Linked DNA regions of Homo sapiens: regions 1, 2, 3, 5, 6 and 7 are each linked to region 4. Evidence: chromatin contacts called from ENCODE Hi-C or POLR2A ChIA-PET data. All regions are on one chromosome and are shown on one strand. Each heading gives the region's core, a stretch centred on a gene start or an enhancer-like site at or near the end of the contact. The rest is flanking DNA. Distances are from core to core; before and after follow the strand shown.

What was found. Hi-C counts contacts between places; a loop is a spot of excess contacts on that map. ChIA-PET counts read pairs that join two places held with the same protein, here RNA polymerase II (POLR2A). Pooled maps may share reads with other maps.
Region 1: a loop to region 4 is called in a map of GM12878, with 5 times the contacts of the local background. The contact joins the enhancer-like site here to the promoter of ZFP91 in region 4. A Hi-C loop is called at or near these places in 1 of 168 maps with a recorded cell type or tissue (GM12878), 3 of 37 single-sample maps with no recorded cell type and 4 of 50 pooled maps.
Region 2: a pooled map shows a loop between it and region 4 (3-fold over the local background). The contact joins the enhancer-like site here to the promoter of ZFP91 in region 4. A Hi-C loop is called at or near these places in 3 of 168 maps with a recorded cell type or tissue (B cell, GM12878 and OCI-LY7), 11 of 37 single-sample maps with no recorded cell type and 10 of 50 pooled maps. POLR2A ChIA-PET finds 5 or more read pairs at or near these places in 2 of 52 experiments (OCI-LY7 and activated B cell).
Region 3: a pooled map shows a loop between it and region 4 (9-fold over the local background). The contact joins the promoter of DTX4 here to the promoter of ZFP91 in region 4. A Hi-C loop is called at or near these places in 10 of 50 pooled maps. POLR2A ChIA-PET finds 5 or more read pairs at or near these places in 4 of 52 experiments (B cell, HepG2, Panc1 and 1 more).
Region 5: a map of PC-9 shows a loop between it and region 4 (19-fold over the local background). The contact joins the promoter of FAM111B here to the promoter of ZFP91 in region 4. A Hi-C loop is called at or near these places in 9 of 168 maps with a recorded cell type or tissue (B cell, CD4-positive, alpha-beta memory T cell, Caco-2 and 5 more), 36 of 37 single-sample maps with no recorded cell type and 17 of 50 pooled maps. POLR2A ChIA-PET finds 5 or more read pairs at or near these places in 12 of 52 experiments (BJ, OCI-LY7, PC-9 and 6 more).
Region 6: a map of B cell shows a loop between it and region 4 (3-fold over the local background). The contact joins the promoter of LINC02739 here to the promoter of ZFP91 in region 4. A Hi-C loop is called at or near these places in 18 of 168 maps with a recorded cell type or tissue (B cell, CD4-positive, alpha-beta memory T cell, CD8-positive, alpha-beta T cell and 13 more), 27 of 37 single-sample maps with no recorded cell type and 35 of 50 pooled maps. POLR2A ChIA-PET finds 5 or more read pairs at or near these places in 2 of 52 experiments (activated CD4-positive, alpha-beta T cell and activated T-cell).
Region 7: a loop to region 4 is called in a map with no recorded cell type, with 4 times the contacts of the local background. The contact joins the enhancer-like site here to the promoter of ZFP91 in region 4. A Hi-C loop is called at or near these places in 3 of 168 maps with a recorded cell type or tissue (B cell, GM12878 and OCI-LY7), 12 of 37 single-sample maps with no recorded cell type and 9 of 50 pooled maps. POLR2A ChIA-PET finds 5 or more read pairs at or near these places in 1 of 52 experiments (activated B cell).

What each region holds. Positions count from the first base shown.
Region 1 is chr11:59,379,236-59,382,442 of GRCh38, reverse strand. No RefSeq gene overlaps it. Among named protein-coding and RNA genes, the nearest start is that of OR5AN1, 22 kb to the right of the region's middle. Within about 2 kb of position 1,927, at least 3 of the 41 ENCODE cell types and tissues checked have a DNase peak (open chromatin) inside an H3K27ac peak, as active enhancers do; they include GM12878, where a contact is called at or near this core.
Region 2 is chr11:59,265,481-59,268,771 of GRCh38, reverse strand. No RefSeq gene overlaps it. Among named protein-coding and RNA genes, the nearest start is that of MPEG1, 54 kb to the right of the region's middle. Within about 2 kb of position 1,361, at least 6 of the 41 ENCODE cell types and tissues checked have a DNase peak (open chromatin) inside an H3K27ac peak, as active enhancers do; they include B cell and OCI-LY7, where a contact is called at or near this core.
Region 3 is chr11:59,170,602-59,173,886 of GRCh38, reverse strand. DTX4 (deltex E3 ubiquitin ligase 4) reads right to left here and starts at 1,755. Exons shown (of 9, transcript NM_015177.2): 1 at 1,081-1,755. The coding sequence starts at 1,291. It overlaps LOC124902601 (basic proline-rich protein-like), which reads left to right and starts at 442. Exons shown (of 2, transcript XM_047427951.1): 1 at 442-622; 2 at 1,157-3,285. The coding sequence starts at 442. The coding sequence ends at 1,965. LOC124902675 (a long non-coding RNA gene) reads left to right here. Exons shown (of 4, transcript XR_007062682.1): 4 at 1-188. RefSeq lists enhancers at 689-798, 241-1,069, 1,697-1,991, 2,078-2,618 and silencers at 1,139-1,188, 1,249-1,818.
Region 4 is chr11:58,577,245-58,580,407 of GRCh38, reverse strand. ZFP91 (ZFP91 zinc finger protein, atypical E3 ubiquitin ligase) reads right to left here and starts at 1,345. Exons shown (of 11, transcript NM_053023.5): 1 at 786-1,345. The coding sequence starts at 1,126. It overlaps ZFP91-CNTF (ZFP91-CNTF readthrough (NMD candidate)), which reads right to left and starts at 1,294. Exons shown (of 13, transcript NR_024091.1): 1 at 786-1,294. It also overlaps a transcript of LPXN not described here. RefSeq lists enhancers at 276-967, 1,712-1,941, 1,661-2,353, 1,972-2,491, 2,512-2,591 and 1 more and a silencer at 872-1,291.
Region 5 is chr11:59,105,771-59,108,825 of GRCh38, reverse strand. It overlaps FAM111B (FAM111 trypsin like peptidase B), which reads right to left and starts at 1,589. Exons shown (of 4, transcript NM_198947.4): 1 at 1,530-1,589; 2 at 114-158. It overlaps LOC105369315 (a long non-coding RNA gene), which reads left to right and starts at 2,101. Exons shown (of 3, transcript XR_007062680.1): 1 at 2,101-3,055. RefSeq lists enhancers at 421-470, 1,611-1,700.
Region 6 is chr11:59,564,709-59,567,585 of GRCh38, reverse strand. LINC02739 (long intergenic non-protein coding RNA 2739) reads left to right here and starts at 1,456. Exons shown (of 5, transcript NR_187292.1): 1 at 1,456-2,571. TRF-GAA2-1 (tRNA-Phe (anticodon GAA) 2-1) reads left to right here and starts at 1,134; the gene lies at 1,134-1,206. RefSeq lists enhancers at 1,161-1,660, 1,636-1,815, 1,661-2,162.
Region 7 is chr11:59,283,034-59,285,979 of GRCh38, reverse strand. No RefSeq gene overlaps it. Among named protein-coding and RNA genes, the nearest start is that of MPEG1, 72 kb to the right of the region's middle. Within about 2 kb of position 1,404, at least 5 of the 41 ENCODE cell types and tissues checked have a DNase peak (open chromatin) inside an H3K27ac peak, as active enhancers do; they include B cell, GM12878 and OCI-LY7, where a contact is called at or near this core.

The DNA of each region.
Region 1 (3,207 bases), core at 678-3,177, 800 kb before region 4:
ACATTTATGCAGCCAAAAGACACATGAAAAAATGCCCATTATCACTGGCCATAGAGAAATGCAAATCAAAACCACAATGAGATACCATCTCACACCAGTTAGAATGGCAATCATTAAAAAGTCAGGAAACCACAGGTGCCGGAGAGGATGTGGAGAAATAGGAACAATTTTACATTGTTGGTAGGACTGTAAACTAGTTCAACCATTGTGGAAGTCAGTGTGGCGATTCCTCAGGGATCTAGAACTAGAAATACCATTTGACCCAGTAAACCCATTACTGGGTATATACCCAAAGGATTATAAATCCTGCTGCTGTAAAGACACATGCACATGTATGTTTATTGTGGCACTATTCACAATAGCAAAGACTTGGAAACAACCCAAATGTCCAACAATGATAGACGGGATTAAGAAAATGTGGCACATATACACCATTGATTACTATGCAGCCATAAAAAATGATGAGTTCATGTCCTTTGTAGGGACATGGATGAAGCTGGAAACCATCATTCTCAGCAAACTATCACAAGGACAAAAAATCAAACACTGCATGTTCTTACTCATAGGTGGGAATTGAACAATGAGAACACATGGACACAGGAAGGGGAACATCACACACCGGGACCTGTTGTGGGGTGGGGGGAGGGGGGAGGGATAGCATTAGGAGATATACCTAATGTTGAATGACAAGTTAATGGGTGCAGCACACCAACATGGCACATGTATACATATGTAACAAACCTGCACATTGTGCACTTGTACCCTAAAACTTCAAGTATAATAAAAAACCACACCCTCAAAAAACCACAATAATTCTCCAGCAATAAGTGCTGAACACAAATAAATTCTAAAATTTCCAGATAAAAATTCAAAATATTGATTTTAAAGAAGCTCAATGAACTTCAAGAGAAATCTGAAAATCAATACAAAGAAATCAGAAAATCATTTTAAGATATGAATGAGTAATTTACCAAGGAGATAGATATCTTAAAAAAAAACAGTAATTCTAGAACTGAAAATTTTATTGCAAGAATTACAAAATACATTTGAAGCCTTCAAGAATAGACTAGATTAAGCACAAGGAAGAATCAGAACTTGAAGATAGGTTTTAAAAATATAATACAGTCAGATAAAAATAAAATAGAATAAACAAAGCCTTCAAGACTTTTAAGACTATCTAAAATGACCTAAATAATAAATTATTGGTATTCCTGAGGAAAAAAGGTTAAGAAATTTATTAATGAAATAATGTATAAAAACCTCCCAAGTGTATCAAGAAATTCAGACATCTGAATAAAAGAAGCTCAGTGATCCCCAGAAAATTACAATGCCTAAATGAGTTTGCCATAGCATATTATTAGACTATCTAAAATCATATGAATGAACAAATTCTAAAATTGGCAAGAGAAAAACATCTAGTCATCTACAAAGGAAACTACTTCAGAATAACAGCAGACTTATCAGCAGAAACTTTGCTGGTAAGAAGGTAGTGAAATGACGTATTCCAAGTGTTGAAAGAAAAAAAGCAAACTAGTAGCCAAGAATTCTGTATACAGCAAGAATTAAGCTTTAGGAGAAATACTCTTTTCCAGATAAGCAAATGCTGATAGAATTTGCCACGACTAGATTGGAAATAGAAGAAATGATCAAAGGATTCCTAAACTTGAAAGTGAAAGAATGGTATTCACCATCATGAAAACACACAAACATAAAACTCATTGTTAATGCAATAATACAAAAGGGGAAGTGAAAGGAACACAATGACACCACTACAGAATTCCACAAAACCAAAAATGAACAATGAGAAAAACAGAGAAAAGAGAATGTATAAAATAACTAGACAACAATTAATAATATGACAGGAACAAAACCTCACCTATCAATACTAACCTTGAACATAAAAGAATTAAACACTGCTTTTAAAAGGTATACATTGGTAAGATGGGTTAAAAAACATGACTTAACCATAAGCTGTCTACAACAAACTCATCTTATCTGTAAAGGCACATACAGACTGAAAGTAAAGCAGTGGAAAAAGGTATTTCACACAAATGGAAACCAAGAGCAAGCAGAATTAGCTATAATTAGATAAAACAGGCTTTAAATTAAAAACAATAAAAGGATAAAGAAGATGATCATATAATGATAAAGGAAACAACTCAGCAAGAGAAAATAACAATTCTAAATAAGGAACTAGAAAAGTGAGATCAAACCAAATTCAAAATTAGCAGAAATAAAGAAATAACAATGATTACAGCAGAACTAAATGAAATAGAGACCAAAAATGATATAAAGGATAAATGAAACAAAAATTTGGTTTTTAAAATAATAAACAAAAATTGATAAGCCATTAGTGAGAATAACCAAGAGAGGACTCAAATAAAGACAATCACAAATGAAAAAGGAGATATTATAAGTAATACCACAGAAATACAAATATGTACATGAATTTAACTTATTGTTATCAAGCTGTATTACCAGCAAGCTGTGCTATCTTGGGACAATCCCTTAGCTTCTCTGGCCTCAGGTTCTCCACCTGAAATGGATAGTTTGGACTATAAGATCCCTAGGTTCCTATATCCTTTCCAGCTCAAATGACTCCAAAGTTAGTAAAGAAAATCTACAGTCACGAGACCATCATATAGACCATTGGGAAGTAGGGAATGAATCCAGTGGGGACATGGCAAAGTGGGGCATGAAATCTGTAGGGACAAAAGCTCCATGACAATGATGACACCAGAGAGCAAGTACCTGGAATGTTTTCTCCCTTGAATTGGCTTTTCCCCTTTATTCTCTGCTCTCAACGGCACGTTTAAGAAGATCTGAAGTTGTGGTCATCGCTTTTGCTGTGAGTGAACAGCAAGTTTTGTGGCCAAAATCATCCATCTTAGAGTGCAATGGGGCCCACATGGAAAATTCCTTTGTACGAGAAATAATTAATTTTAACCTTTGGCAAGAATTGTGTCTTTTTGAGGGATCTGGGTCAAGTTCACAGGGCAAGACTTAGATGGAATGGTTGCTTCTCTGCTATCTAATTATCTCTGATTCTTTCAGTAAACAAGGTTTATGGTCCTCAGTCTCTCCCATTATTCAACTCTTCTCACTTCTTTGCTTCCATTTCCCCCACCTAGGGCTTTTCCTTGAGTTCTCTTTCGCCTTACAGAAATTTTCTGACCTCAATGAAAATAATAATCTCAACATAAAATT
Region 2 (3,291 bases), core at 112-2,611, 690 kb before region 4:
CCAGCACCCACTGGAATGTCAGCTCCACCAGGGCAGGGCCTTCTTTGTCCCATCCACTGGACAGGACCTGGCTGTGAGTATGGTGGGATCTGCGCATGGGCCTGCTGGCTGACAGCCTGCCCTTCTCCGTGCTGGTGAAAAAGAGGGTTTGTTTGTTATTTCCAGTTTTCTAAAACATATTTTTAGAATTACAAACATCAGAAACACAGTTCCTAGTAGGGCTGCAATGGACCAGAGTAAGATGGAGCCAGGGAGATAGGAGAACACAGCCTGGTTCTCCTCCGGGTGTAGCGTACAGAGCCAGGCCCTGCTGCACCAGCTTTGCCTCCTCCCAACCCAAGCAAGCAGGCAGCCTTGGAGCCCAGCCTCAGTGAGGGGACCCAGGCTCTGGTCTGTCTTGCTGTGTGGCCTTGGCCACAGGTTCCCCTCTCTAGACCTCTGAGGCTGGAGTCGACCGGTGGGTCCCTGTGGGCCTGACTCACTGCCTTGGAAAACAGCCAGGAAGGCAGATTTCCAGGCCCCACCCAAGACCTAAGGAATCAGCCCCAGGGAGCAGGTGAAGATGAAACCTGCATTTAAACTAGCCTGTTTAGTGGTTCTCAGGTGGCTGTGGGGACTGTGGGTTGAGACCGTCTCCAAGGATAGATTCAGGAAGATCCAACTCAAACAGTTTTGCTTTTAAGTCTCAGCTCAGACCCCTCCTGGCTGCATTGACCTATGAGCCTTCTTGCCTCAGGTTTGTCATCTGTGAACCGGGCTGGGGAGGATTCTAGGGGCCGGTCCATGCACATAGATGACCTCACACGAAGCCAGCAGGAAGCAGGGATAGTGCCTGCCCTTCTGTTATAGGGCAAGATGCTCTGGCTCTCCACCCATAGCTGTCCACACCTTTGCAGGAAGTGGATCATACATGTTAATTTACTTAATCAGCTGAAATCCTGAAGGCTTCCTAAGGGCATCCTTTTTTTTTTTGAAACAGAGTCTTGCTCTGTCACCCAGGCTGGAATGCAGTGGCGTGATCTCAGCTCACTGCAAGCTCTGCCTCCTGGGTTCACACCATTCTCCTGTCTCAGCCTCCCGAGTAGCTGGGACTACAGGCGCCTGCCACCACGCCCAGCTAATTTTTTTGTATTTTTTAGTAGAGACGGGGTTTCACCAGGTCATCTTTTCAACTGTCTGGATGGGTTGGGGGAAATCATGGCCCCACAGCGGGGCTCCTGGCCCCAGCTGGCAAAGGTTCCAAATAGCTGCTGAAGACCTAGGAACAGGTCAGGTGGCTTTATGGCCAGGGGCTGGGGCCTGAGCTGTCGGTTTGAGGTTTGGCACTGACAAGTCAAAGTTCTGCCCGACTGGTCTCTTTCTTGCTATGAATAAACACTTGCTGTCGTCTGGATTAATCTCCAGCCTCTCAGCCACTCAGTGGGAGTGAATCCTCCTTGCCAGGGGGTGCCCTCTGGGCCTCAGAGAGTGAAGGACCTGGGACCTCTTGTGGACAATGCATTCAATCCCACAGTTGCCACTATGGTGTGTGAGTTTCTTGCATTGCCATTAGTTGGGAGCATTTAGCTTCCCAGGGCTACCATTCGGGTGAGCTGTGGGCTCCTGGCAGGCTGGGTGCCATGCAGAATCCGCTTGGCCTTCGAGGGGGCCATGAAGACTGAGGAGGCTTGGCCTAGATTATGAGAGGACCAGAAACTCAATGGGGAGTGATCTAAATAGACACAGGGCGAGTGCTTCTTGGATAAAAATAGAGCTGATGGGGGCCTGGGGGTGGGGGCAGGGTGCTCCAGAGCCAGAAGGTCAAAGGGGTGGTGCCGGCCACCTGGTCAGGACATAGAGGGGCCAGCAGGAGGGGCTCAACCTGGCATTTATGGACACGGCGGGGGTTGAGGCCTTTGGTCCTTCCTACATTGCCCAGGGCTAACAAAATTCAGCCTCTGGGCCCCTGTGGGGGCCTAGCCATGAGCTGGCCTGGCTGTGCCCTCTCTCAGGTTCTCTTTATCATAGTGGGGGATGGCTGAGTGAGCAGGCACTCCCAGGCCTCCAGTCAGTGCAACTGAGTTGGAGTGGTAAGGTGAGCTGGAGGTGGCATTCCAGAGTCAGGAGTGGGTGGGAGAGGGTGGGTGGTGGCTGGCCGAAAGGATGACTGAGCCAAAGCACGTTGGGACAGGTTACCTGCCCAGCACTCACCAGCATTAGGCAGGGCCATGTCTTCTTGGGGCAGCTGTGTGGGGCTCTGCCACCTGCCCCTGCTTCGGGCTCTGCCCTCTGGAGTCCGGACAGCGACCTCCTCTGCTGCCTGACCCTCCAGTGTCTGTGCCACATGGTGGGAGGATGAAGGGCCAGCGGGAGCTGGGTTCACCTCCAAGGCCCCTCACAGGGCCTTGCTGTCCAAATGGAGGGTGGCAGGCAGCTCCTGTTCACTCTGTCCATGTGTGTTCTTTCCTCTTTTCTTTTCCTTTTTTTTTTTTTCCAGAGACATGGTCTCTGTCACCCAGGCTGGAGTGCTGTGACATGATCATGGCTCACTTCAGCCTTGACTTCCTGGGTTCAAGGATCCTCCTACCTCAGCCTTCTAAGTAGCTGGGACTACAGGCATGCACCACCATGCCTGGCTATTTATTATTATTATTATTGCAGAGACAGGGATCTTGCTAAGTTGCCCAGGCTGGTCTTGAACTCCTGGCCTCAAAGCAATCCACCTACCTTGGCTTCCCAAAGTGCTAGGATTACAGGTATGAGACACTGCACCTGGCCTATGTGTTTACTGAGCCTCTTTGTGTGCCAGGCCCAGCTGGCAGGGGATCCTGGTGAGCCTGCCTTGAGGAGGCTTCTCTTCAAAGCTGCCTGTCTTTTCCCCTTTAAGCTGGCTCAAGCGCCTCCTGCCTGGAATTTTGACCTCCTATGGGGTCAAATTTTGTCCAGGTGAGAACCCTGAGGCCCAGGACAAGTGGCCTTCTCAGCCCTTGCAGCCAGTGGACTCCAGGGTTGAAGATGCCTCCCAGGCAGGGCAGGAAGGGCTAGAAAGTGGGGAGGAATGTGGTTAGCAGGAGGTGCTGCAAAAAGCAGCCCCAAAAGGGCTTGGGGTCCAGGGGACTCTGAAGGGACAAGGCTGGGTTGTGGCGGGGGCTCAGGAACACCAGCAGCAGGGTCTGGCCTGGCCTGGTATGGTCAGCTCTCTGACTTCACCTCTGTCTCTTCTGACTAATAACTCGTTAACCCTGCCACAGGTAGCTGTTGTCCTTGTTTGCAGATAGGGAAACAGAGGCACGGGGCTTGAGTCTATTTGCC
Region 3 (3,285 bases), core at 506-3,005, 590 kb before region 4:
CCTGTCACTGACGGAGGCAGAAACTCTTCCCGGGTCATCGATTAAGCAAGGACCGAGCAAAGAGAGGCAGTTTTGCTCTCCCTTGGGCAGCACCCCCACTCCCCACCCCCCAAGGCCCCATCCTGGAGGCTCCCTTCCTGGCTCTGACCTGGAAAGGCAGGTCAGCTGGGAAGCGGGTTTGTGCTGGCTACAGTGACAACTTGATTCTCATGAAAAGATAGGAGTTTGGCGCTCCAGGAGACCATGGGTTCCTTACAGGCTATGGTTTCAAGAGGAAGCCTGGGGACAGTTTCTCCTTAGGAATCTGCGTCCTCCTCCTCCGCAGACAAAGGGAGCGGCTTCCCTGCCATGCATTCCGAAGCCCCGAGCCTCCCCCTCCTCTCTCCATCTGCTCCGGCCTGTTGCTTCCGCGCATGTAGTGTGTAGCAGAGGCATTCGCCAATGCCGCGGCGTCCAGGGTACCCCAGCCCTAGTCTCTCCTCCCAGGGAGCCCGGCGCTTCCCTTACCCGACTGTAGCGAGAACCTCCGGGGAATCCCTTCTTCCTCCCCCAGTTCCCACACCCAGGACCCAGCTGCGGGGAGGCATCCCACACAGGAGACGCAGAGGCAGTGAGATCGGGGGTGAGGGGACGTGTGGCAAGCCCCAGCGTGCCTGAAGCAAAACAGGGTCAGGTCAGCCAAGGTGCCGGCCGCCACGGGATGAGGGCAGGAAGCCTTTGCGAAGGGCTGGGATTGCCTGTAGTCTGGGGCGGCCCTAGAATTTCTACATAGAAAGACTTAGGGCCACCAACTGCTGAAAAGCGGGGGCATGAAAGGGGTGGGGAGTGGATTGTTACCGACTAGGTTGAAGCTGGGTTTGCAAAACCACAACACTGATACTATTTGCATGGATGTTTAAGGGGGAGGGAGGATCCTGCGAGGATTCAGCGGAGTGAATCGCCTCCCACCACCACCTCTTGGTGACACTGCTGCACAGAAGTGCCGACTAGGTGGCCAAGGTGGGTTCACAGGGAGGGAGGTACCTTGGCAGGTTGGGAAGGTGGGAGCAGGCGGGGCGGGGTCAGGGGCGGCTGGCTCACCCGTGTCTTGGCGGAACTGGTTCATGGACTGCAGGTCGATGATGTAGGGCGCGAGACGGCTGTCCACCTGGCCCAGCACCACGCTGCCCCCCGCGCGGGGGCCGGCGCGGACCACCGCCTCGATGTGGTGGCTCACCGCTGGGCTGTAGGGACGCCAGCGGCCGTGCTCGTTCAGCCATTCCCAGACCACCACGGCCGAGGCCAGGAGCATGGCGAGCCCGGGGCTGCGGCGCTGCGCGGCCCGCCTCCCGGGCCCCGAGCGCCCGACCTCCTCCGCTTCCTCCTGCGCCGCCGCCTCCGGGCCTCGACCGCGCCCCCTGCCCCGCGCCCCGCCGCCCCGGGCAGCCTCAGCTCCGGCCCATGGGCTCCTCCCCAGCCGTGCATCCACCGGGGCCGGGACACCGGGGCCGCCTGGCTGGGACCGCGCGCCGCCGCCGCCGCCGGGGTCCGCTGCTGCTGCCGCTGCTCTGTGGGGTCGAGTCGCTTCATGCAAATGCCCGGCTCTCTGCAAACAGGCCCCCGCCTTGCAAAAGCCACTCGGCGGGCGCGCGGCCCGAGCCCCGGCGGCCGCGAGCTGGGGCTGACGGCGAGGCAAGGACCCAGCCCTCGCACCAGTTGCGCCTCGGCCTCTGCAGACGCCGGGGTGGGATCTCGCCGCACGGCCGCGCTCGGAATGGCACGCTCTGGTCCCCTCCCCTCTCTCCCTCCCTCCCCACCCCTTCGCCGCACGAATTGCAGTCCCCGCCGCTGGGAGAGCTCCCCCTGCCTGTGGCTCTGCTCAGTTCCTTCCAGAATGAACCACCCCTCCCAAGCAGGGCGCTAAGGCAAACCCGCGCCCGCGTGTGTTTCCCTGGTTCCTTGATGCAGAGAAGCGACCCGCCATGACACGGCCCCGGGACCACCACTGTCGCCCAGCCGCAACTTTGCAGCCTCCTTCCCCCAAATGTAATTTTCTCTCTCTCTCTCTTTTTTTTTCCTTAATGCAGCATGATCAGTGTCCGCAGCGCGAACTGGAGACACGCATTGTCTCGGGGCTTGCGCACGCACTGGCACACTCACAGTCGCACACACACGCGCGCGCACCCCAACTCCTTCCTTGCCCCGGCTCCTATTACCTCATCCTCTCCCGCATCCTTAGCTGTCCGTCAAGGAAGCAGAAGACACGCCCCCTGCTGCTCGGGCGAGTGCCCTGGAGCTTACCCGCCCCCTGCTGGCCTAAAGTGTCGTGTGCCGGCCAGTGGCCACTCCAACCTCTGCTAATGAGACCCAGTCCAAAGGGATGCAGCAATTTCGCTAATGATGGATTTATATTACCTACGTAGAGAGCAAATGTGGTTTTTCTGGCCAGATTCAACGTACTAGAGTCAGGAAGACGCATGTTAGATTAATTTTATCTGCATCGTTTCTGTAACTAAAATTATGAAACACTAGGAAAAACACGAGTTAGACTTATTTTGATCATCAATAGTTAATATGGAAAATAACCTTAAATAGGTAGGTTCTGACTAAAAGGGAAGACTGAAGTCAGGATTATGCATTATCCTTGTCAAAGAACACAAATTTTGTTTTGTTGAGATTGCAAACCACATAAAACAACGAATCGAGTCTTATCAAGATCCAAGTTATAGGATGCGGGAAAGTAAAAATAGATTATGTGTTAGAGAATGGGATTGTGAATCTTTTTGAAATAATCAATTTTTTCATAAATATCATATGACCCTTTTATGTTTTAGAAGAGTTGCTTCCCCCTCCCTCTCCTTGCAGCTGTCATTTCTCCCATTGTTAGAATTTTGCATCCTTCTACCTTTATCTTTCTCCCAACAGAGTTCTAAATACAAAGCAAAAGAAAAAGTGTGAGATCTGTTCTTCTTCAGGCCCCTAAAGGCACCAGGCTCAAGGAACCTCTGAGCTTTGTTCTTTCTGGTCTTCTTGCACAGCTTGGCCTCCAAAATGCCTAGTCGGCCTCTCCCTTATTTGGGGACTGTTCCTAATCCAACCTAAACAATACCACTCATTAAAATGTCGAGTTTCAGAATTAGAAGAACAAAAAGAAAACAAGGATACCTCGACTAATTATATCATAGGCCATTATTATTACCATTTTACAAATGACAGGACTTAAGGAATTTAAACTATTTGCCCTAGATTACATAGCTAGTTAGAGGGGAAACCAGTATTCAAAATTTAGTTGGGCTGTCTCAAAAG
Region 4 (3,163 bases), core at 96-2,595:
AACGAACAATTTAAGACAATGCTCCTGGCCACCTGTTCATGTTTCCTCTATTACGTCTAGGTAATAAAGGAATTCCTCTCAGATGATTCTAATTTCAAGGATGAAGTTCCTACATTTAAAAACACGAAACACAAAGATAAAACATATGCTACTTAGTAAAAACAAACATTAAAGAATGCTCATATAATTTTATATGAAAGACTCCATACTTAAAATCGTAGCAGTGGGCTTTTAACCTGACCATAATAAGTGGCAAATTTCTCAAAAGAATGAGAAGGGTTGCGAAAAATTTAGAAAAGTGAAAAAAAAAAAAAGCTACATAAACACACTAGTACATCTGGCTCTTGAGCTAACGCGAAGGCGGGGGGGAATCATTTTTGAAGGCTATGATCGGGCTGTGTATTCCCTAAAGGGCATGTGATGTAATACTGGAGAGCCGCCTAAAGGAAAGGGATAGGGTGACAAAGGGGGTGCGGATGCCAGAAAGAGGGATGAGCCTGCGGGTGTCAGGGAGGAGGTGGATCACTAGCGAGTGCAGGGGTGTATCAAAAGATGATTTCGGGGAGTGGGGAAACGGCCCGACAAGCGAAGGTACAGGAGCGAGATGAGGGTGGCGCAGAGAGGAGGCACGAAGGCTCCCGGGGAAACGGTGTGACATCTGGCGTGCGGAGCCGGCAGGGGGCAGACCAGGCAGGATGTCACGTGGAGTAGGCGCTACGGGAGCCGAGAGGGTTGCGTACGGACAGAGGGGGGTCTTTCCCACCGCCTGAAAGACTGTTACTCACAGGAGTCGCGGACTCTTCTTGCCCTGAACTGGAGACGGGGACTTCGCGGCCTGGGGCTGCTGCCCGGGGACGTCGGGAGGCCTGGCGCTGGGGCTGCTCCTCCGCCGGCGGGGATACTCGGCCTTCCTCCGGCGGGACACAGCTGCGGCGGCGGCGGCCGCAGCGGCCCGGCCTCGGTCCCGACCTCCCCTCAGCACGCGGCTGCTAGTGGTCCCTGCAGGCGCCGCCGCGACCGCCTCAGGGGGCCGTTGTTGGGGCTCCTCCGGAGCCGCCTTGGCCGCCTCTCCCCCTTCCTGGTCCTGCTGCTCCGGGGGTCTCGGCTCTTCCGTCTCCCCCGGCATCGGGGCTTGTCCGTCCCCCACCCCCTAGTCCTAGGCGGCGGAGGCGGAGGCGGCGGCCTCGGCGCTGCTCCCCCCGCCCCCTCGCCTCCCGAAGCCTGCGGCTCACTCTCACCCTGCGCTCCTCTTTCCCCCCTCCCCTCCGCCCGGCTCCGAGGGCGCCCCCCCCACCCCCTGCCACTCAAGGTCCGCTACCGCTGGCGGCGCGCGCGCGCGCGCCACAGACGCTCAGCGGGCCAATCGGAAAAGAGGACAAGCCTCCTCACCCCGCCCCTCGCAGTCTTACACGCAGCGGCGCCCCAGGTTCCCTCCCCCACCCCTTCCTTCAGCCAATCAGGAAACGGCTAAAAGGGGAGCGCGCGAGGTTTCCTTCCCCGCGCACCCGTTCTCACCGTTAAACGGCTGTGTCTCGCGACAATCCCAAAGTGACCTTTTTCCCCCCTCCAGACTTCAACGCGCGCTAGGGGCAGTGCGAGGGGCAGGTCTCGCGAGGGAGGCGGGTGAGAAGAAATCGCACCTCTTTCCCCGCCTCACGCAAACCCTAGACTGGCTGCGCGCGCACCTGCCTCCCTGAGGAGCCACTGATACCACAAGGGCTCTTTCTATTCTTCTTTAGGCCGCAGAAGTAGCCTGGGCGTTCTTCCGCCTCCACCCTACCCCACTTTCCTGTCTTTGGCCTTTCTGTCCCCAGCGCCGCCAGATCTTGCGCGGAGAAGGGGGTAGTATTTTGAGCTGTCGCTTCTCCTTTAAGAAAAAAAGCCCCGTCGGTTGCCGGATGAAAGTCTCTGAAAAAATGGCGGCGGCAAAACGGAGGCGGGGTTGTGGGGGCAACGAGGGCCCGCCTCTTGGCGCATGCGCACCGTTAACTTAACCAAGGGCATTCTGGGAGATGAAGTCTTATTTCGCCTAGGCTTTAGGAAAAATAGATGGGAAACCAGAGGTGGAGAGGATGCCGGGAGGTTCTAACTGAGTCACGACGGGAAAGGTAGTTTACTTTCCGCAGTCTAGAGTTTACCTTTTTTTCGGGAGGCAGTGTTTCCGGGTTAGGTCGCGACGCGTGCCGTACATCCGGGCTCAAGCGTCGAGCCAATTGCTGGTCTGATGGGAGGGTTTTTCCTACTTTTTCTTACTTTTTATCTGGGCGTTGGCGTACCTTTCTCGGGGTGTCTGCGTAACTGCCCAGACTTGCCTTGGTTTGGTCAGATGACACCTCCTCTGGGACTGGCTAGCCAGCGTTCATGTCTACATTATTGATCTCGTCTTCCGGTGTGTGAGTCACTCACCTGTGAGCTCCTAGAGGTCAGCGACTAAATCTGGTTCCATGGGGTCCTTGGGCCCTCGGAGCCCTAGCACAAGGCCCACTACTCAGTTGGCTCTTAATCAAATCTGTGAAACGAATTATAAAGTTGCTTTTCTACTAGACCTTGTTGGGACACCAAGGAGCCGGCGTCGGTTGCTTAACTTGGATGCGGTGCCTGACCTAGAGGGAGGCGAAAGGGTTGTGAGCGTGACATGACTGGTGACCTACACCGAGAAGCTGAAGGGTCTCTTAAGCTCTGCGGCCGGAAGCCATCTGCTTCTGCGGTTTATACAATAGCAACTTTATCAGAGGTTACTTTTCTGCACGCTAGCGTATGACATTAATTTGTCTTCCTGATTCATCAAAGGGAATTTCCGTTGCAGTTGGTGATGCAGTGGGCCTCTCCCATTTCTTTTTTCTTTTCATCCATTACAATCAAGGAACGATTTGCAAGAACATCCTTTACCCCTGGAAAATAAGGCATCCAGGGCTAAAAGTCCCAAAAGAAAGAAGCTGGAAACAAGATCTGGGGATCCAATTTTAAATTTCACATTAATCATTCAGTTAAACTGTAGACAAGTGCTGAAGTACATTTTTCCTTCCAGTACTTTGACTCAGATACCACTTCATATTAGACAAATGTTTTATATTCTCTACTGAGTATTTTCCATTTTCATAGGGCTAATGTCATTTTCAGTTGTAATAATCGATTGGCATAGTGTCAATGGAAATTTTTTAAG
Region 5 (3,055 bases), core at 340-2,839, 530 kb before region 4:
TTAAAAAGTGGATAAATATGACCCATAATGACTAGAAATATCAGTGAATAGAGACAGGTCCAGAAGTGAGAGAGAAGATAGAACTAGCAGTCAGAAACATTAAAAGTCATTACCTTGAATTTCTGGCCAAAATGGAGTAACAGGGACTGGATTTCCCCCTAGTATGAAAACAAAACAAAACAAAAAAGAGCAAAACATATGAAACAATGGTTTGCAAGGAACTGGACATTATGCAATTAAGGACAGTGACAATTGAAATGTATCCTATAATCCACTTTAGCAGACTACCTTGAGGAATTCCAGGCCAGTGTGGCAAGGAAGGGCAGCAAGACAAAACCAGTAGGAATTCCAGATTTAAGGAGACAAAGCTGAGAGACTAAGGTGACAAGAGGTCACAGGCCAAAGACATGGTGGGAGACCTGCACAGAGAGGGAACTCTGGATATATGAAGAGGGTTCCCCTAAAGCATTCAGCTGTGTACTGATCAGAGCAGCAGCTGAGAAAACTTTCCAAGGCCAGGAAAGAACCACCCTAAAACTGTCATAGTCTAACTTTCCACCAACCCTCTCCCTGTAACCCTTTTAGGGATCCCCATTTCCTCATTTCTAGATTAAGGACTTTGGCTCAGATGAAACTTTTATTGTTCGTGTGAATTGGTTCCTCTAAGCTTTTTAAAAAGGATTCCAGATCCCACCCTCACAGACTCTGATTCAGTATGTCGGGGTGTGGCTATGGAATCTGCATTTTTACCTGCCTCACTCCACAACCCCCGCCTCAAAGGCGCACCAAGTTCTTTGAACAGCTGCCTCTGTCACCGCAGGATGACCTCAATGCTTTCCTAAAGCCCCAGAACCTATGAAGGTAACCTGTGCTTGAAGCTGTGCTTGCTTACAGAAACAGAGACTGGATGTCAGTAACCACCGTGCTACAAGATGGGAAACGAACTTAGAAGCGCTACCCTAACCTGAATCCTTGCTGATTACCATACCTCAATCTGTGCCTCGGGGAGAAACGCAGCTTGCTAGGCACATGTAGTGTTGGGTGGCAACAGAAAATAGGAGACTGCCACACTCAGCTGTTTCTGGAAAGCCCCGTCTCTTTCCAGAAATCCTTGCTTTCCAACTACCTGCCCTAAAAGACCTTAAGAAGCACCCTCACACTACACTCCAGGCACTTTGAGCAGGAGCTCTCCTACTCCATTCCTTGATCAGTGAATAGTTTCTGCTCTGCTTAACCGAACCTGGTCTCCTTCTATGGGCGCGAACGGCACCGGGCAGGGAAAGGACCCACCAGGGTCAAACGACCCTCTCGAGATTCAGGAACACCCAGATGATCTCTAAGTATCTCTTCAGGAGTACAACTCTTGGCCTTTGAAGCTGAGACAGGGGGAAGGGAATTACAACGGGCGGCTGCCCAGCTCCCCATCCAAAACCCCCTTGACTTTGGGCTGAGGTCCTTCTGCCTACTGCCCTTGTCAGCCATCCCCCTAAGAACTCCAGGTCCGACCCGGGAAAAGAAAAACCACTCACAGAACCGGAGAGTCTGTCCACACGGTGCAAGTGCCCGTCAGTGCCCGCCGCTCTGGATTTGCAGGTGCTGGAAAGACTGCTCTTTTATATCTCTCAGCTGAACTTTTCCCGCCTAGAAGGGCTCGCCCGTGCGCGGCAGGAGCCTGGGAACTGACACTCTCGCTGGCCAATGGACGAAGAGTCTCTGGAGGCTGTTTTTCTCTCATTGGATGTAAATGACTCATCTCTCATCCACTGTGGAAGCCAATTATCATCACTCCAGACAGTGATTGAAGGGAAGGACCGGATGAGCGCGCAGCGCGCGCAGGTGGGTCTGAAGGCCGGGCCGAGGGTACTGCGCGCCAACCCGCCCACCCTCCCTATTTGTCTGGATGACCCTTCCCGGTCTCAGTGATCCCCTCCCCGGCACCACTCAGTCCACGGCCAGTTCCCGTGTCCCAGGATAAACTAAGCAATCACCGCCCTGCTCTTTCCCGCTCATGGGCGTCCCCTGTCTCCCAGTGGAGGCTAGGGAGGAGCTGCGCGGTAGCTGGGCGGAGTGGGAGGTGCCTGGAGGTTTCGCGCTTTCTCCGACTTTTGATTGCCAGCGCGCTGGCGGGAGCCGCGCGCTGGCGGCAGCTGCAGGGCGAATAGCCCGCCAAGTTGCTTAGGTGTGTGGCAGTTGCTGCCTTTCTGCAGCGGCGGGGTGGGCGACGGTGGCGGGATGAGCATCCAGGCGGGATCCTTTGGCGGCAGCAGCAGAGAGAGCTCCACCCGGATAATGCAGAGGCCCAGGCTCCAGCGGACTTCAAGTCCCAGAGCAGGCTGCACCCGCGTCTGCGTGAAATCTAAAGGGACTTGGCCTGATCACAAATGAGCTAACTTCGCGGCGGGGCTGGCGAACACAGACAATGCCAGCCTGGAGGAGGCAGTGGCCAGCACTGCTTAGGCCTCGTTCCCAGGACGCGCATTACTGAGTGCTGTACTTTACCCTTTGGATGAAGGCTCCAGAGTACGACCTCCCCAAACTGATATCAAAGAAGTGCTTTGCATGGGGCTTGAGAAAACATCTTACTGTTTAAGAAAAGAACGTCTTACTGTCTGAGAAGCTGAATAGAATGAGATGCCATCAGTATTGGGTGTTATTTTTCAGAAGTTGCTCAAAGAAGGAGAGAAGATGGTTAAGTGGGGATGGAGACAATTATTTTGTAACTCATAGAAGGACAGATGTTTATGTAACAGTTGATAGTTTTGGTGGAATAATCATGAGCATGTTTCTGAAATTAATATAAAATATACAGAGACCCCTAAAATCACTGCTTAAATTACACGGGTCTTGAGGTGTTCGGAAAGAGCAAACTTTGGAAGTATAATTGTAAAAATAATGTCATACAGACAAAGAGAAGAGAAAACTTAACGACAGCTTTCTTAAATCGCTGTTATTCTTGAATCATCTGAAAGCAGTACACGTGCCTGGCACCAATATACATCAGAGAGTAAATCATTGCACAAGGAGACTTGATCTTCTTTTTTTGTAGAATCTGGAG
Region 6 (2,877 bases), core at 207-2,706, 990 kb before region 4:
GGAGTTTATATAAAACTTTTTTTTTTTTGAGACGGAGTTTTGCTGTTGTTGCTCAGGCTGGAGTGCAATGGCGCAATCTCGGCCCACTGCAACCTCCACCTCCCTGGTTCAAGGGAGTCTCCTGCTTCAGCCTCCCGAGCAGCTGGAATTACAGGCGTGCACCACCACGCCCGGCTAATTTTGTATTTTTAGTAGAGACGGGGTTTCTCCATGTTGGTCAGGCTGGTCTTGAACTCCCGACCTCAGGTGATCCGCCTGCCTTGGCCTCCCAGAGACACCGCATCTGGCTAAAACATTTTTCAGTGAATAAATGCAAGAGATGAAAATTATGAAATGGGAGGTGGAGGAGGAATAAAATCAGCATATTAGAGATATTATTAAACCACAACTTGCTTCTTAGAGTTTGAGGGAAGCCTGACTTAATTCTTTTTTTTGACTATATATATTTAAAAATGAAAAATGCCAAGATGGTATTCCAAAAATTGAGGTATATTTTTAATGCTAGGTTTAGCAAATCAATGCTTTTAACAAATACTGTACAGTGACTCTATGTTTACCTCATGTGGAGGTAGCATTGAAAGTCTACATTTGAAGCCTTTACAAATGGCCTTCCTTACCTCTTCTATATATCCTGGATTTCAATCTGAAGATATCTGTAAAAATCACAATGTTTATATATATCTACCTTGCAAAATCTGCCTTTGCACAAGAAAAACAAGTATATTTTAAAAATTTATGGCAGTATTGTTTTTAATAATGAGATATAGAAAAAGGTAAAAAAGCTGATAGTTGTCAGTTTGATTACATAGATTATGTTATAACCATACAATCCAATACTGGCGAACGTGGATTAAAAAGTATGATAGGTCTACATAACTGCCATGAAAAAAGTCCATAATATGTTTTTAAATGAAAAAAGCAAATTGCAGGGAACTTAAAACAACAACAACAACAAAAAACCCTGAGAAAAGTGATTTATCACTTCAGTTTGTAAACAAGGGCCTTGCCTTATCACCTTTGTAACATTTGTAAAATGCCTACCTCTAGCTGAATCCATATGATCTTTGTTACCACGGAACAAATACTATTTTATTATAATTATGTAGAAAAAAAGAAAAACGTCTTCCACGGCAGCCGAAATAGCTCAGTTGGGAGAGCGTTAGACTGAAGATCTAAAGGTCCCTGGTTCAATCCCGGGTTTCGGCAGCGCTTCCGTTTTAGGCGTTAGTCATCACTACATGTGATTTCTGCAGTTAACAGGGTCTTTCTGCAGTTAACAGGGTCAACACCCTGTGGGTTCTCACGCGGGCTGGGGCAGTTAAGGGAAACCTTATCGTCATTTTCCCCTGGGAGGGAGGATACTGGGGACATATGTCTTACCTTTTAAACTGCCCAGTACGAAGTTACGCCTCTGCCCTCACTTGGGACCTGGTTTGAGACAAGCTCTTCCGGAGCACTGCGCATAGCTCACTTTCTTGAGCAACCCTGTGTCCCCGCACCCCGCTCCTCTTCTTTCGGGTTCTAGGCAGCCGTGGGCGCTGCGACCCTTCTCTCACTGTCAGAGGGGCGGGAGCTCTCGGCCTGCGCCGCCTCCGCTGCCTGCTTGGTCGCGGGCTTGCCGGGAATGGTGACAGCCCGGGCCCCCTCTTGGCCAAAGAAGTCCTCGAAAGCGTTCGGCGCACGGGCTTTGTCCAGCTTTTTAAACCGTAACAAGGACCGGGGCCGGGCGCGGTGGCTCACGCCTGTAATCCCAGCATTTTGGGAAGTCGAGGCGGACGGATTACTTGAGGTCATGAGTTCGAGACCAGCCTGGCCAACACGGTGAAACTCTGTCTTTAAAAAAGAAAACAAAAACAATAACAAGGACCCTAGAACAGCTCTTAGGTGGGGCGGGAGACAGAGATCGGAAGCCCTTTCTAGTTTAAATCTACACTAGGGTTAGAAGACCAAATACAGGACGTCCAATTAATTTCCTTTTTTTTCTTTTTCCTTTTCTTTTCTTTTTTCTTTTTTTAAGATGGAGTCTTGCTCCCATGCTGGAGTGCAGTGGCGTGATCTCGGCTGACTGTAACCTCCGCCTCCCGGGTTCAAGTGATTCTCCTGCCTCAGCCTCCGGAGTAGCTGGGATTACAGGTGCCCGGCTAATTTTTGTATTTTTAGTAGAGACAGGGTTTCACCATGTTGGCCAGGCTGGTCCCGAACTCCTGACCTCAGGTCATCCTCCTGCCTCAGCCTCCCAAAGTGTTGGGATTACAGGCACGAGCCACTGAACCCGGCCAAAATTTGAATTTCAGAGAAACAACAAATACTTTTTAGTATAAACATGTCCCAAATATTGCATGGAATATACAAAGTACATATTTGTTGTTTCTGTGAAATTGGATTTAACTGGACACCCTGTATTTTTATTTTCCAAATTGCAAGTCACTTGTACATCATATCCTTGCACCCCTCTGAACCCTATGCACCACCTTCCCCACCCCAGCAAAGATATCCAGACGCTGTATGCAGGAAGAACTGAATTTCAGAGGACACCGTTTGATCTTCAACACCTGGCAGTTTACAAAACAGGTTTGTATCCATTGGCTAATTTGTTATCAGCACCAACAGAGAAGCTCCTGGCAGAGATCACTAGGAAACACCCCGGGAATCGGCCATCCACCAGTTTCTAGGCTTCCAGAGTTGTCCATGCTTGTCTGGCATGGGGGCGGAGGTCAGTGGAACTCGGAGGATATGGATTGAATTTCAGTAGAAAGCCTCATTAAGATGATGAACCACAGCCGGGCATAGTGGCTCACGCCTGTAATCCCAGCACTTTGGGAGGCTGAGGCGGGCGGATCACCTGAGGTTGGGAGTTCAAGACCAGCCTGACCAAAA
Region 7 (2,946 bases), core at 155-2,654, 710 kb before region 4:
AAAATGTTTTTTAAAGGATACATTTATTCACTGAATCAAATATCATTACTGATTTATCTTCTATGAAGGATGACTGTTCTCTTTGTTAATGTTCACAATCAAGATCTTGGGCTGAAAAGATCATCCAAGGAGTCTGAAGTATCACAGCGTGTGGGAAGGTGGGAACCAGGATACCCATTCATTTCCAACTGAGATACAGAGAAGTGAGTCACAGAATTTGAGCCCTGCTCTCCTGACTGCCCAGCCAAGGACACTGATTTCTATAGCCCCTTTACTTAACTCTGCCTCTTAAGCATTAAAACGTTCTTCTAAACCTCTGAGTGTTTTGTGGGTTCTGAGTGTTTTGTACGTTTTAGCCAAGTTAACCACTTGTCTGCAAATACTGACTTTCCTATGAATTCTTTGAAGATTATTGAGTCAGAAAGGAAAAATACAGCCCCAAATTCCCAGACTTTTAATGCATTAACTGCCTATTGAAATGAGAAGTTCTTCACAAACTTATATTCCCACTAACAAGATCGCACATAAATATGCATTAAAGTATGTACTAAGAAACCCTCTGTCCAACGGCTCATGCATATGAAGTCCGAACATGGGAGTTTGCCAGTTGCATTCATCAAGTCGTTTTGCGGAGTCAGATCCCTGATGGAAGAGCTCACAGGCTCTGCCTTCCAAGTCCTGGGTCCCTAACTGGTAACCTTAGGCTAGGGTCTGTGGGGAGACCAACCCTGGCTTCCAAGAAAACCACATTCCATGGACTATCAGAAATAGACACAGATTTGGGTGACAAAGGAGGCTCTGCATTTACATTTTATTTTTGTGTTCTTGTCAGTTTTGAGATGATTAACATTAAACATTTATTTGAGAAACAACAGGCAGAAGCAACAATTCAAACATACTTCATATTGTAGTCAGGCGAAGGAACCTTTAAAAATGAACATTCACAATTTTAACGATGGTTTTTCTCCCACATGTTCACTTACTTATTTTCCCAGCCATATTGTCTGTTCCGTTAGGTGAAGAGTCTAACCAGGTCAAATGTGTGGGTGAGAACAATGTGGAAGATATATTTTTTAAGTGGGTGCTGAAGGGACTTTTCCCGCATCCAGTGGTAGGGCTTGTGGTTGCCCTCAGGAAGACAACCCAAATCCCTCACAGAATAGGTGCACTAATCTACAAAAGGCGGAAGGTTAACAACAGCAACAATTTTGTGGTTGTTCATTTGCCATTTATTGTTCTGCACAGACACCTCATGAACACCAGGTGGCGATGTCCTCTCTCAGAGCAACACCAAAGACTTCAAAACACTCCAGTTACAAACCGAACAATTCACATTAGGACATTCACCTGCCTCTCCCAGAACCCCCAATCTAATGCCGGGGACCACAGAGAAGGAAAGGGGTCAGGGGTTCTTTCTTGTACCACATGCGCATTCCCCCAATTCTCTCATGCATACAATAGTGCATCACCAAGACGAGTACTTTTGACCAAGTATAAAACCACACAGACAACCAAATTTAACAAAAAGCGGAAGAGAATGAAAACACAAAGGCACCCACAGCCACGTATACACAATTAACCTTTTAGGGGATGGGCACCTGACGAGGTTTGTCTCCACTTACATTTGCCATCCCTGGAGACTCTGGAAGGGAGAAACTAGGCTGCTGGTGCTAAGACCATGAAAGGGAAGGCATGGAATCCCCTACTTGGGCCAGGAGAGCACAGCAGGGCTTCTGGTGGGAAAACACCCTGTGTCAAGGTAGTAGATGCACAGGGCTCAGCTGGCAGGGTTCTCACTGAAATCTAGACTGCACCTTTCCAGGTTGGCACAAGAGAAAGGGCAGAGGAATGCTCCCCGCCTTGCTGGGCGTAGTGTTAGAAAGGAAATTCAAGATCCCTACTGCCCAGAAAGCCACACAAGAACAGCACGAGGAGGAGGAAATCTCACTGGACATCTGCAGAGAGGACAAGAAATGGGGCACCCACACAATCAAAACCCCAGGGGAAAAGGCTTGAAGGTATGAAAACGACCTCTCCAAGTGGTATTGCCACAGGCACAGCGGCTCCCTTTCCATCTTGAGTCCTCTTCCTTCTGCTCCTGGCCACCCCTTTCCCCACCTATACTTTCTTCTCCCTGACGTGGGGAAATTGATCTCTCCCCAGTGCCTAATTCCATTGTGAAAGTCCGTCTTCTTTTCTTCCCCACCTCCTACTGCCTCACTGTGTCTTTCTCCCCAAGAACCCTCAGCCTATTTCTTCACCCCTCTGTGGCCATCTTTCTGTGGCCTAGAAGTCCAGCAGATACTTGACCAGGTTGCTAAAGGCAGAGATGGCATGAGACTCTCCAAATTATATCTGGTAACCTGGCAATGGGCATCGGTGTGACATTAAATATCGCAGGGATGGCTCTTTTATTTAACTCAGGTGTTTCCTTGCTGAGTGTGGGAGGAAATTGCCCTGTGGTTCAGTAAGCTCGAGACCATTATCACTCTGGAGGTACTTAGGCAGTCCAAAGCAAATAATTATCTCATTGATTAGTACTTTTATTACCTCAGAGGCTTTCTCTGTCTGGCATGGGAATACTTCTACCCACTTACTGAAGGTATCCACCCATACGAAGAGATGCTGGATGTCCCTTATCCTTGGAATATGGGTGAAATCCATCTGCCAGTCTTTCCTTGGAATAGAATAGCATCCTATTCTTTGTGTTCTGGGGGAAGAATCTGTTAGTTGGAGTTATTTTTAAGGCAAGCCTCATAAACATTAAGTATCTGTTTGATCGTTTTAAATAAATTTTTACCTATTGCCATCCTCTGATTGTCACCATCCTGAGAGCTGAAAGCTCTTTCCCTGAGAGGTGGTCCATTATGTCTCCACAGGAGAATATTGAGGGTTTTTCTTTTATGGAGCCCTTCCAGATCAGGGGGACCTCAAGTGGATCAGAAA